3 separate regions of the Homo sapiens genome follow, and regions 1 and 3 are each linked to region 2. A link is a contact called in ENCODE Hi-C data. All regions are on one chromosome and are shown on one strand. Each heading gives the region's core, a stretch centred on a gene start or an enhancer-like site at or near the end of the contact. The rest is flanking DNA. Distances are from core to core; before and after follow the strand shown. Region 1 overlaps FAM174B (family with sequence similarity 174 member B). Region 2 holds the start of LINC01585 (long intergenic non-protein coding RNA 1585). Region 3 holds the start of SLCO3A1 (solute carrier organic anion transporter family member 3A1).

What was found. Hi-C counts contacts between places; a loop is a spot of excess contacts on that map. Pooled maps may share reads with other maps.
Region 1: a loop to region 2 is called in a pooled map, with 3 times the contacts of the local background. The contact joins the enhancer-like site here to the promoter of LINC01585 in region 2. A Hi-C loop is called at or near these places in 1 of 168 maps with a recorded cell type or tissue (PC-9), 1 of 37 single-sample maps with no recorded cell type and 1 of 50 pooled maps.
Region 3: a map with no recorded cell type shows a loop between it and region 2 (12-fold over the local background). The contact joins the promoter of SLCO3A1 here to the promoter of LINC01585 in region 2. A Hi-C loop is called at or near these places in 2 of 37 single-sample maps with no recorded cell type and 6 of 50 pooled maps.

The regions. Positions count from the first base shown.
Region 1 is chr15:92,637,288-92,641,136 of GRCh38, forward strand. All of the region lies in intron 1 of FAM174B (family with sequence similarity 174 member B), which reads right to left. Among named protein-coding and RNA genes, the nearest start is that of FAM174B, 17 kb to the right of the region's middle. RefSeq lists enhancers at 1,290-1,579, 2,343-2,442. Within about 2 kb of position 1,949, at least 14 of the 41 ENCODE cell types and tissues checked have a DNase peak (open chromatin) inside an H3K27ac peak, as active enhancers do; they include PC-9, where a contact is called at or near this core.
Region 2 is chr15:90,658,849-90,662,569 of GRCh38, forward strand. LINC01585 (long intergenic non-protein coding RNA 1585) reads left to right here and starts at 1,386. Exons shown (of 3, transcript NR_120371.1): 1 at 1,386-1,976; 2 at 2,545-2,635. All of the region lies in intron 2 of CRTC3-AS1 (CRTC3 antisense RNA 1), which reads right to left. RefSeq lists enhancers at 1,542-2,070, 2,293-2,342, 2,483-2,532, 3,193-3,252.
Region 3 is chr15:91,851,233-91,855,454 of GRCh38, forward strand. It overlaps SLCO3A1 (solute carrier organic anion transporter family member 3A1), which reads left to right and starts at 2,476. Exons shown (of 10, transcript NM_013272.4): 1 at 2,476-2,856. The coding sequence starts at 2,677. RefSeq lists silencers at 1,898-2,072, 1,941-2,080.

The sequences.
Region 1 (3,849 bases), core at 699-3,198, 2.0 Mb after region 2:
CATCATGCCACCATCTAGAAACAGAAAGTAAAGGCAATATGGTAGAGGGCAGATTGGAAAGAGAGAGACCAAGTCCTAAATCGACTACCAAGCCAGCTCTCCTTAAAAACTACAAGGCTACTCTCTCTTTCACCAAAGCCAGCCGGGGCCAGGTTTTCTGTCACACACACAACCTAGCAAACCTTAACTGCCTCGAGGTCTCAGGGAAGGCACTGCACGAAGGGAAACCACCACTGTAATCACAACACCTTCCTGGGGCTTTTTCCACATTTTAATAGTTAGCCTTCCATATGTAAGTATAATTTTCCTATATCCTCAAGCCTGTTTAAACCCCAGGACTCTGCCCCTTATAGAAACAATGAACCACACACACAGAAGCAGAGTTGACATTTTTTGCTTAGGGCTACCTGTAAGCAGGCTTTCAATGAGGACAAACAACCGGCAACTGCACCTCCCAGAACTGCCATGAGCCTGAGGCAAAGGCAGAGACTACACGGCTGTGATGAAGCTGAAATCCCCTGGGTCCATTCGTGGGCAGTGGGCCAGCCTTGGGGACAGGGCCCTCATTTTACTCAAAGACACACGCAGCTCAAGGACAAAGCACCTGGTTCTAGAAAGAGCCCAGGTTTGCAATCAGACTTGGGTTCGCAGCCCAGTGCCCCCACGTCCAGAGCCTGTCCCCTCAGCTGTGTACTGGGTGGTGCTGGGGGCCAGTGGGACGGCAGCCTACAAGGACAGACCAGCTAGCACTCCCCATCAAAGAACGAACTTTGGGAAATAAAGAAGTGAAAAGACTGCTGGCCCATCTTCCACAGCAGGAATCTTTCTTTTCTGAGATAGGCTACTGTTAACCAGGAGGCCTCAACCTGGTTGAGATGTAAAGTGGTCCTTTTATTAATAAATAAATGTCCATATTGTCTTCACAGGAATAGGCAAGGCCAGATAATTTCTAGAAGAGATAAAGCACCCTTCCATCCGAACCAAAACTCATTTCTAACAAGAGAGAGGAGAGGTTCAAAATTCTTTTAGTCTGAAATATAATCCTGAAGCCAGAGGGTTTGTTTACTCAATGGACTGTTCACCAGCTGCTCAGAAACAGGTTTCGTGTGAGTGCTCATACGTCCCACTTATACAAACAAGGAGGCCGAGGGAGGACACCAGGCCCTGGCAGCCTACAGAGGGGGAGGCCTTCCTTCCTCGCCCTCACCCACGAAGAGAATAAAACAGGACTAAACCCTTTAGACTCAGTTCAGTTTTGAGTGTGACAGTCAGAGCCACCAACTCAAAGTGCAGCGACTGAGGTTCAGGGGTCAGCCCTGCAATTCCCCTGTTGGTGTGCTTCTGAGCAAGCCTCTCGTCATGAACCCGAATTTCTTCATCCATTTCTACTTCCTGCCAGGTGTGGTCCGGGTTCTGATGACACAGCCTCTAACACTTCTCACTCTACTTACTCCAGGGGGCCACAGGCTTTCTCACTTCTCCTGAGGCCATTGCAGGACATCGCAACCAGGCTGGGTTTTCTCCTTCTTCCGAATCCTGCAGCCCCTCTTCATAGGCACATCCCTGCCACGGGGCACTGTCTACACATGACCTCCAGGCACACAGGCCCCTCCTGCGTCATCCACAGCACTGGGGTGACGGTACCAGCAGGCACTGTGAGGCGACAACCCTGAGTGCCAGCTAATGCACATGTGATCTCATCACAGCCTCCCGCCAGTGAGGCAAGGAGGGCTCCCATTATCAAGGCAAGGAAACCAAGGCCAGAAGGCACTGAGTGACCTGTCCCAGGAAGCAAGCAGAGCTCGAATCCAGATGCATCACACTCCACAACATGAGCCCTTCACACTCCAACAAGAGGGTAGGAACTCACCTCGGACCTCTGGATGTGCCCCAACCCTACGACTCGGCATTCAACAGACACTTCTCAGGACCCAGAGGTGCCCCTGCAAGTTCTTTTGGTTGCCAGCCAGCTCCCGCGATAACCAAAAGCAACCAAAACAAGCTTGTGTCAACAGAAGGAGGGCACGCTGCGCCTCTGACTAGGAAGTTTCAATCTCATAAAGATTTCAAGCCATCTAAATTAATCTGCAAGCTCAGTGAAATGCAGTAAGATACCGACCAATTTCTGCTGGGGATCTAAATGAGCTGATTCCAAAATTCATGAGGATGGGAGAAGCAGCAAGAATGGAATAGCCATGAAAATTCTATAAAGGAGTTAGATTAGTAAAACATGCTGTAAAACTACAATAACTGAACACAGTGTGATAAGGTTTGGAACTGTGTCCCCAACCAAATCTCATGTTGAACTGTAATCCCCAGTGCTGGAGGTGGGGCCTGGTGGAAGGTGACTGGATCATGGGGGTGGGCCTTCATGAACGGTTTGGCACCATCCTCTTCGCGCTGTTCTTATGATAGTGAGTGGGTGAGTGCCTGAGAGATCTGGTGGTTTAAAAGTGGGTGATACCTCCCGCCTTGCTCTTTCTCTTGCTCCTGCTCCCACCATGTGAGTGCCTGCTCCCCTTTGCCTTCCACCATGATTGGAAGCTTCCTGAGGCCTCCCCAGAAGCAGAAGCTGCTATGCTTCCTGTACAGCATGCTGAACCATTAGCCAATACCCAGTCTCAGGTATTTCTTTATAGCAGTGCAAGAACAGACTAATACACAGTGGCATCCCACACTAACAATCAGATGCTATAGCAGAATAGAAAGTCCAGAAATACACCCAAATACACACTGGAATCTAGTATAGGATAAAGATGGCATTTCAAATGAGTGAGAAAAAGGTAACTCATTAAATATTTTGTTGATAACCACCCATATCTCACACTTTGTATCAGCATAAATTAGACGGATCAGACTTAAATGTAGAAAATAAAACCATAGAAGTACTAGAAGAAAACATGGGAGAAATCCAAAATCCATTTTTTTAAAAAAGGATGATAAATGTAAACACATAAAAATGTCTTAAAGTCAAGGTAAATAGGCGGGGAGCAGTGGCTCACACTTGTAATCCCAGCACTTTGGGAGGCTGAGGTGGGCAGATCACCTGAGGTCAGGAGTTCGAGACCAGCCTAGCTAACATGGTGAAACCCCATCTCTACCAAAAATACAAAAATTAGCCGGGCATGGTGGTGGGCACCTGTCATCCCAGCTATTCGGGAGGCTGAGGCAAGAGAATTGCTTGAGCCCATGAGACATAGGTTGCAGTGAGTGGAGATCGTGCCACTGCACTACAGCCTGGATGACAAAGTGAGACTCCATCTCAAAAAAAAAAAAAAAAAAAAAAAAAAAAAAAAGTCAAAGGAAATGATATACTGGGAGAACTATTTCCAACTCATCATAAATTTTGGTTTTTGTTTTTTGGTTTTTGTTTTTTTTTAAGACACAGTCTCACTCTGTCACCCAGGAGTGCAGTGGCATGATTTTGGCTCACTGCAACCTCTGCCTCCCAGGTTAAAGTGTTTATCCTGCCTCAGCCTCCCAAGTAGCTGGGATTACAGGCACACACCACCACACTCAGCCAATTTTTGTATTTTTAGTAGAGATGGGGTTTCACCATGTTGGCTAGGCTGGTTTTGAACTCCTGACCTCAAGTGATCCACCCGCCTCAGCCTCCCAAAGTGCTGGGATTACAGGCATGAGCCACCGCGCCTGGCTAACATATTATAAATGTTTTAAAATTTAATCTCCTTAATATATATATAGTCCCTAAAAACCAATAAAAAAGATCAATAATCTAATTGAAAAACTGGTAAAGAACATAACACAGGCAGTTCACACACACACACACACACACAAACCTAAATGGCTCCGCATTCTTAACTATGAAAAAATGTCCAATCTCACTTT
Region 2 (3,721 bases), core at 136-2,635:
CGAGTGGCTGGGATTATAGGCACGTGCCACCACACCCAGCTAATTTTTCTATTTTTAGTAGAGATGGGGTTTCACCGTGTTGGTCAGGCTGGTCTCGAACTCCTGACCTCGTGATCCACCAGCCTCAGCCTGCCAAAGTGTTGGAATTACAGGCGTGAGCCACCGCGCCCGGCCCGAAAGCCATGAACTCTTTTCCCAATTATTTTCTTATTGAGAAGCATCTCTCAGCTTGCTGTTGGGTTCTGCTGTTAGTAAGCGTAAGGATGGAGGAAGGCTGGCTGATGACATTAAGCAGCTAAAGGCGTGGACTGTCGAGGCCAAATAGCATCAGCTCTCTTTGGCTTCCCCAGCCCATGGAACAGTCTTCCTATTTTGCGAATTTCCTACCTTATGAACTCACACCTGCTTATGATGGAAGCCAGAACCTTTCCCCATCTCTCTTGAAGATTGGGCACAGCATACAACTTAAGACACCACCCGTTGGCTGCTCCTGCATGAGGCTAAGTGACACTGAGAAGCAGATGACTGGAGTCCTTTCTGTCAGGATGACAGCAGATCCCAGAGGCAGCAGCAGAAAGAACCAGTGCAGGTAAATGGCCTTTGAGCCTGGTTCTCTGATTTCGCTAAGATTTTATGAGGCACCTCCTATCCTTTAATAGGTTCCTCTGTAGCTTAAAAGCAGCTAAAGAGCAGTCTGTTGCTTGTAATTAAGGACTCCTACCAGTACACGAAGGGAGAAAAGCAATAATCAAATAAATTACTTTCAGATAGAGATCAGTGCTAGGAGGAGGTCAGCACAAGGTGATGTAAGACAGAGTGACAGGTGGGGTGAGGGCTACACTTGATAAGGGGTCAGTGAAGCCTCTCTGAGGAGGTGACGTTAGGCTGAGACCCAAACAATGAGAAGGAACTAGCCATAGAAAGATCTGGGCGAGGAGACTTCTAGACACGGGGAGCAGAAAATGTAAAGGATGAGCTTCAGATGTTGATGGATGTAGGGAGGGTTGATGTGTTTGGAGTTTAGTGCAGGTGAATAAAGAGGAACATAATGAGATTGGAAAGTAGGTAGGAGTCAGTTCATGCCAGGCCTTGCAGATCATGGTAAGACATTTGGATTTTATTCTGAGGTTAGTGGGAAGCCATTAGAGAGTTTTAAACAGGACATAATATAGTACCTGGGGTAGCCAGCCTCCAAAACATCCTCCAGTGATCCTTGCATCCTTGTATTTACACTCTTGTGTAGCCCCTCTCACATTGACTAGGGCTGACCCAATAGGATGCTGCAATGTGACGGTATATAACTTTCAAGGATAGGTCATAAAAGACATTGTGACTCTGCCTTGGTCTCTCAAATGTCTCCCTCTGGGGAAGCCAGCCACCATGTTGTGAAGATACTCAAGCAGCCCTATGGAGAGGCCCACACACTGGGGAGGCACTGCGGCTTTCTGCCGACAGCCTTGTGAATGAGACACCTTGAAAGAGGATCCTCCAGCCCCAGCCAAGCTTTCAAATGGTTCCAACTCTGACATGCTGACAACTTCATGAGAGGCCCTGAGCCAGAACCACCCAAACTCCTGACCCATTAGTGTGTTATGTAACAAATGTTTGTTGTTTCATGCCACTAAGTTTTGGGGCAATTTGCTACCTCTAGCCATTGTTCCCAGCTGGTGTGTAGTCTGACTGGCAGGTGCCCATGCTTTATTAGTGGTTTGATATTTTGACTATCGGCCCTGAGTAGGAGGAATGACACAGAGAGGAGATAGAGTTGTGAGTGAGAGGAGGCCAAATCGTGGTGTCAGAGCGAGAAGCAGCACCCTGGGGAGGGCTGAGTCACTTGTGCTGTCTGGAGGAAGGCGGAGCAAAGATCTGCAGCCCAGCTGACTGTGGTCTCAGCTTTTCTAGCCTCCAGGCTTTCTCCCGGGTTCCTAAGTCTGTATGTGCTCACTGGAAATGCCCCATGACTTGGGGTGACATGGGTGAGTTTTCTTCCTCCTTCCTCCCAGAGCCACGCCAGACCTGATGCTGGAGGGCTGGGCTCTTGTCCTAGTTCCCCGTCCTGGGCTGGGCCCAGGGCACCGGCCAGTGGGAGAAACTGCCTTCTCCGCCTCCTACATGCACTGGTGGTCACACCTCGCCCCACATCAGCCTCTCCAGCCAGGTAGGGTGGGAACCACAGGAAACGAGCCCCCTTCTTCTCTTCCCACCAGGAGTGGCCGGGGGGTGTGGATTCAGGATCCTGAGCTCTGCTCTGCCTCCGTTGTTCTGGCCGTGCCTGAGAGTTGGTTTGGGTTGATTTCAAGGGCACTTTAATGAGATTTAGCAATAGGAGGTGGTAGAATTTCCACTCCCTCTAATAACTTCCCAAAAGCCAGACACATAGCATTTTTTTTCCTTTTTGTCATTACCCTTTTTGGCTTTAATTACAAAACATATGAAATAGAAAACATTCACAAACAATACAAAACTATAAAAAGTGAGTACCCCTTTCTCTTCCCACTCTCTGATTATTTAGATACCCTCCAGTTAAAACTCTCTCACAAACAGGTCTGAAAGGAGCATGCAAGCAGCCCCCCCACATTGCAGTTTTGCTTTCTGTGGTTTCAGTTACCTGCGGTCAACCACCATCTAAAAATAGGTGAGTGCAGTACAATAAGGCATTTTGAGAGAGACAGAGAGAGAGAGAGAGAGAGAGAAACCACATTCACATCAGTTTTATCACAGTATATTGTTAGAATTGTTCTATATTATTATCAGTTATTATTATTATTTTTGAGATGGAGTCTCACTCTGTCGCCCAGGCTGGAGTGCAGTGGTGCAATCTTGGCTCACTGCAACCTCCGCCTCTTGGGTTCAAGCAATTCTTCTGCCTCAGCCTCCCAAGTACTGGGATCACAGGCACCCACCACTGTGCCTGGCTAATTTTTGCATTTTTAGTAGAGACAGGATTTCACCATGTTGGCCAGGCTGGTCTCAAACTCCTGACCTCAGATGATCTGCCTGTCTCAGCCTCCCAAAGTGCTGGAATTACAGGCGTGAGCCACTGCGCCCAGCCTTAGTTATTATTGTTAATCTCCTGCTACACTAACTCCATGGCCTGAACAGTCCACCCCTTTGGCTGCTTAACATCGTCATCTGCCTTCTTCCATCCTTGCACTCACAAACAACAGAACCCAACAGCAAGTGGAGAGATGTTTTTCAAAAAGGAAATAGTTGTGAAAAGAGTTCATGGCTTTGCTCCAAAACTTCAGGGCTTTCTGGCATTCTCTTTTCATCTTGCTCATATATTTATTCATTGCCTGCCTAGGGCATCTGCTGGGTAAGCTATGAGAGTGGGGATCTTGTTCATCACCATATCCTCAGGACCTAGAACAGTGCCTGGCACATCATAGGTGCTCAACAAATGTTAAATTAATGAATTGTGCCATGAAGTTCCTTCCTATATTGAATAGAGCTGACCTGTGTAGCCAATAGGGTATTGCAAAAATGACAGTGCATTTCATGAAGCCTCAGTTTCCATGGCTAAGTGCCTCTTCCTTTGGTTATTCCCAATTTCAGATTCCAGAGAAGGGGAATATGATTGGCTCATCTTATCTGTCTGTACCAAGCCATGCCATAGATTGCCAGGTGGCCTATAAATTGGAAGCTTCAGGGAGATGTGTCTGCCTACCTTAGTCAATTAGAAGTCCCATGGCCGCTCAGACACTGTGGTTGACAAGTCTAG
Region 3 (4,222 bases), core at 1,226-3,725, 1.2 Mb after region 2:
AGGTGGATCACCTGAGATCAGAGTTCGAGACCAGCCTGACCAACATTAAGAAACCCCGTCTCTATTAAAAATACAAAATTAGCCGGGTGTGGTGGCACGTCTGTAATTCCAGCTACTCCAGAGGCTGAGGCAGGAGAATCACTGAAACCCGGGAGGTGGAGGTTGCCATGGGCCGAGATCGCACCATTGCACTCCAGCCTGGGCAACAAGAGCGAAACTCCATCTCAAACAAACAAACAAACAAAAAAGAACAAAAAGGGCTGGACATGGATGCAAGTTTTGTTCCTTTCCAGCTTTATAAAAGAGGAACAACATAAGTCCCAGCCTCCCCATCAGATGAACCACACTGCGTGATAAACGAGATAATATGTATGTAGTTATAAAGAACCTGGGCTATGATGGCAGACAACCTGGTTTTCAAAGACTTGCCCTGCCACTTACTAGACAAGTGACACTGGTCAGGTTAACCTTTCTAGGCCTCAGTTGTCTCATCTGTAAAACAAGGCTAATAATAGTATCTGGTTTAGAGGATTGCTGTGAGGATTACGTTGTAAATGCGGGTGAAGCACTGAGAATGGTGTCTGGCCATAATAAGCACACAGTAAACATTAGCTCTTGTTATTACAAAGAATGTAAATAAGAGTTGAAGACTATAAAGCACTCCGCACATTTCATTAGCAATGGGGTCACCATTCGTAGACAAGTCTCAGCTCAGCTTTGCAGCTTACCGTCACAGAGGCAGGGAACAGAGCTAGCTTGTCAAGGGTCTTCTCAGGAGGAAGTGGGGAGGTAGCCCATGAAGCAAAGTGATGGGGAGGGAAAGAGGGGGACATAAAGATCCTGCAGAGAAGTTGGCTCCGAGTGATAGGAGGGTGTGGGGAAGAAAGAAGGGGGCAGTAAGGATTCTCATTATAGGACTGGCCGGGAATGGTGTGACCACTGATTCAGGAAGTGGGGAAGACGGGAAGAGACTTCAAGTGTGGGGGGAGCCAATTCAGATAGGAGGTGGCCTAGACAAGGTGAGGGCATCTCAAAGCGACACCAAGCCTGGGTGAGATCACGTCTGGAGCCACAGAAGGATGAAGCAGTTTATATTTAAATGCCATGGCAAAACAACATCCCCACCATTACACCCTCCATTCTCATTCAAGTTCTTCGGGAGAAAGGAAAAATATGGTCGGGTTCATTGCTATTCAGTTTTGAAGTTGAGCCTGCATTTGGACACAGGCGCTTGGGAGAGTGGGTCATTTTCTTTGACACAATTATTAAGGAAACCGTTTTAAATGATTCCTTGAGTCCCCCAATGGCCCAGGTGGAAGGTGCTGTTTCCTGGTACCTGTCCAGCCCTCTGAGCTTTTCTCTCAGCTTCCAAACGCTGCAGTTGAGAACTAGCAGATCCTATTGGTAGTGCCCTGTGGCCCACACTCCTTGGTAACGGTGAGAGTGGGGAGTAATTAGGAGCGGCTGCCATGGGCCAGGCATTCAGGTCAAGGCCGAGGATGGTGGCCAGGGCCACAGAGCCAGGGGACGGGTGGGGACCCAGCAGGCCTGCGGCTGGCCGCTTGCTGAGCGCTCCAGCAGCGGGGCCCTGGGCGGATGAAGGGCCGGAGAAGGCCCTCTGCTGGGGCCGCGGCGATCTTGCAGCGCCTGGACACCGAGGCTGGGGCACTAACGGTCCGTGGGGCTCCCGACGTATTCCTCTAACTTCCCCTTTCTGTCCTTTCGGTCTGGGGCCTTTTCAACACCCCCTGTGGCCGGGGACAGCTGGGGCAGAAACCGGCAGGCGGCAGAAGCCTCAAGCAGCTCTGACCTCTGGCACCTCCCCAAGACCCAGAGCACAACATCTGTCCCCAGAAATCCCCGGGCGGAGAAGAGCGCGCGCCAAGCCCTTCCTGGGTACTCAGTATTCTCCCTTCCTGGGAACAGCCTGCCCTCTGAGGCCTGGGCACCCGGGTTCCCGAGCGCCGGGTCCCAGCCCCGCGGGGGCGCCTCCGCACCCCATCTCCGCGCCCGGCGCAGAGCCGCCAGTCTCCGCCGCGGGGCCCCGTGCCCCGCAGCGCCACCTAGGGGCCGGGCGCCGCCTCCCGCCCTCAGGGGCACCCCCCTTACTCCGCAAGGACTCCGGGTCTCCCCAGTTCTCCCGGCAGCCGGACCCTCCCAGCCTCGGCCGCCGGGCCGCCCTCCGCATCCCAAGCCCGCCTCCCGTGCCTCCCCGGGGGCGCACCGGCAGCGAGGAGCGGCTCGGCGAGGGCGCGCAGCGGCGGCCCAGGCCCAGGCCTTGGGGCTGGGGCTGAGGGGGTGAGAGCAGGCGCGGCCGGCGGGCAAGGGGAACCGGGCGATGGCAGCGGCGGGCGGCCGCGGGAGGCGAGGCAGCGGCGGCGGCGGGCGGCGCGACGAGCCCCTGTGATTGGCACAGCCGGAGCCGGAGGAGGAGGCCAGGGGAGGGCGGAGGCGGGGGAGGAGGAGGAGGAAGGGGCGATCGCGGCGGCGGCGGCGGCGGCGAGGAGCTGTGCCTTCCACCTCTCCAGCCCCGGCAGGACGGGGGCGGCCGCCGCGAACCCGGGGCGGGGACAGCACGCAGCCTCGAGGCGCGCACCCCCGCCCGGCAGCGGCCCCGACACCCGGGGCGAGCGGGAAAGCGGCAGCGGCGGCGGCGGCGGCGGCGGCGGGGGAAGGATGCAGGGGAAGAAGCCGGGCGGTTCGTCGGGCGGCGGCCGGAGCGGCGAGCTGCAGGGGGACGAGGCGCAGAGGAACAAGAAAAAGAAAAAGAAGGTGTCCTGCTTTTCCAACATCAAGATCTTCCTGGTGTCCGAGTGCGCCCTGATGCTGGCGCAGGGCACGGTGGGCGCCTACCTGGTGAGTCCCCGAGCCAACTCCGCCGCGGGCCCCTTCCCCAGCCCGGCTCTCGAGCGGCCGCCTGGCCCGACGAGGGGGCCGCCCGGCGCTGGGGGCAGGCGGGCATGACCTCGGCCCGGCGTGGAGGTTGGCGAGTGGTGCAGAGGCGGCCGCCGGGGGAGCTGCCGGCCGGGGCTGCCAGCGAGCGGGTAGCGGGCGGGACCGTTGATGCCGGTAGCAGCTCGCGCGCGTCCGGCTGGGGCAGGGGGTGCCGGGGGAGGAGAGGCGGCGGGCAGGTGGGCGTGAAACTATTCCTCTCCCCCCATAAGAGCGGAGCGAGACGGTGAGTTCAGGGTTCTCCTTGGAGAGGAACGAAAAAGCGTCGGGGTTTTCAGGTGACCTGCACATGGGAAGAAAAACCAGTTAGCATCCTGCGTCCTCTACTCTCCATTGCATCCTCCTCGAGAACAAATCTATTATGCATCATTTTCTCCGGGCGCTTTCTACATCCGCCAATTACAGGGGGATATAACAGCTTAGAGTGAAATGCGCCCTAGTGTGGCCCTGGCCTGAGCCGGGGCTGCAGGGGGAATATTGCCACCCGGTATCCCTATAGCCCTCTTTGAGCGTCTGGGATAAAGTTACGGTACCTAGAGAGCAGCTGCGAGTTTGTGTAGTTCCTGCTATCCACTCTTAGTGCTAAATTCCCCATCGTGGTCTGTCGCCTACAGAAGGTTGCACCATTTTCCACAATGAATATGTATTTTATTTGCCTCCAGAAAGGGGATGTTAATGCTCAGAGGGCCCATGGGTGCGTAACATTTCAGAGGAAACAGCTTGTAATGACTCAGCACTGTCAGGTACCTACTTTGTCGCTTTCGCCTCCTCTGCTCAGGTGGTCGCAACTTGAGTTCCAGAGAGCGTGCTTCCACACCTAAGTACAGTCCTGTCTAAACGGGAAATTTTTTTTGAGAGTTTATAGTGTTAAATCATTACTTGGCTATTGACCCGCAACTGGAATCAAATGTCATAGACTTTGAGTATTCCTGAGCAAGTTTGATGGAGATAGAATTGGACAAGATTTTGGCCATTGAATAACCACATCCAGAGATAGAACCACGCGTATCCTGATGCTATGATTAATCCCTCATTCCTGGCCTTGGGGTAAAGTTCATGAGGGCCAGACGCTGGGGGCTGTATACCATTCATAAACTATCTCTTAAGGCTCAGGGCTCACTGTTAAAGGGAAATACAAGCAGTGCTTGGTCTCCGGTGTTGAGGAAGTTAGGTGGTTGTGAGAGAGGGGGTCTTCAAACTCAGCTCTGTTCCTGGGGTGACAGAATTTCAGGGCTTTTGAAAATCAAATACATTTCTGTTGCTCATTCTG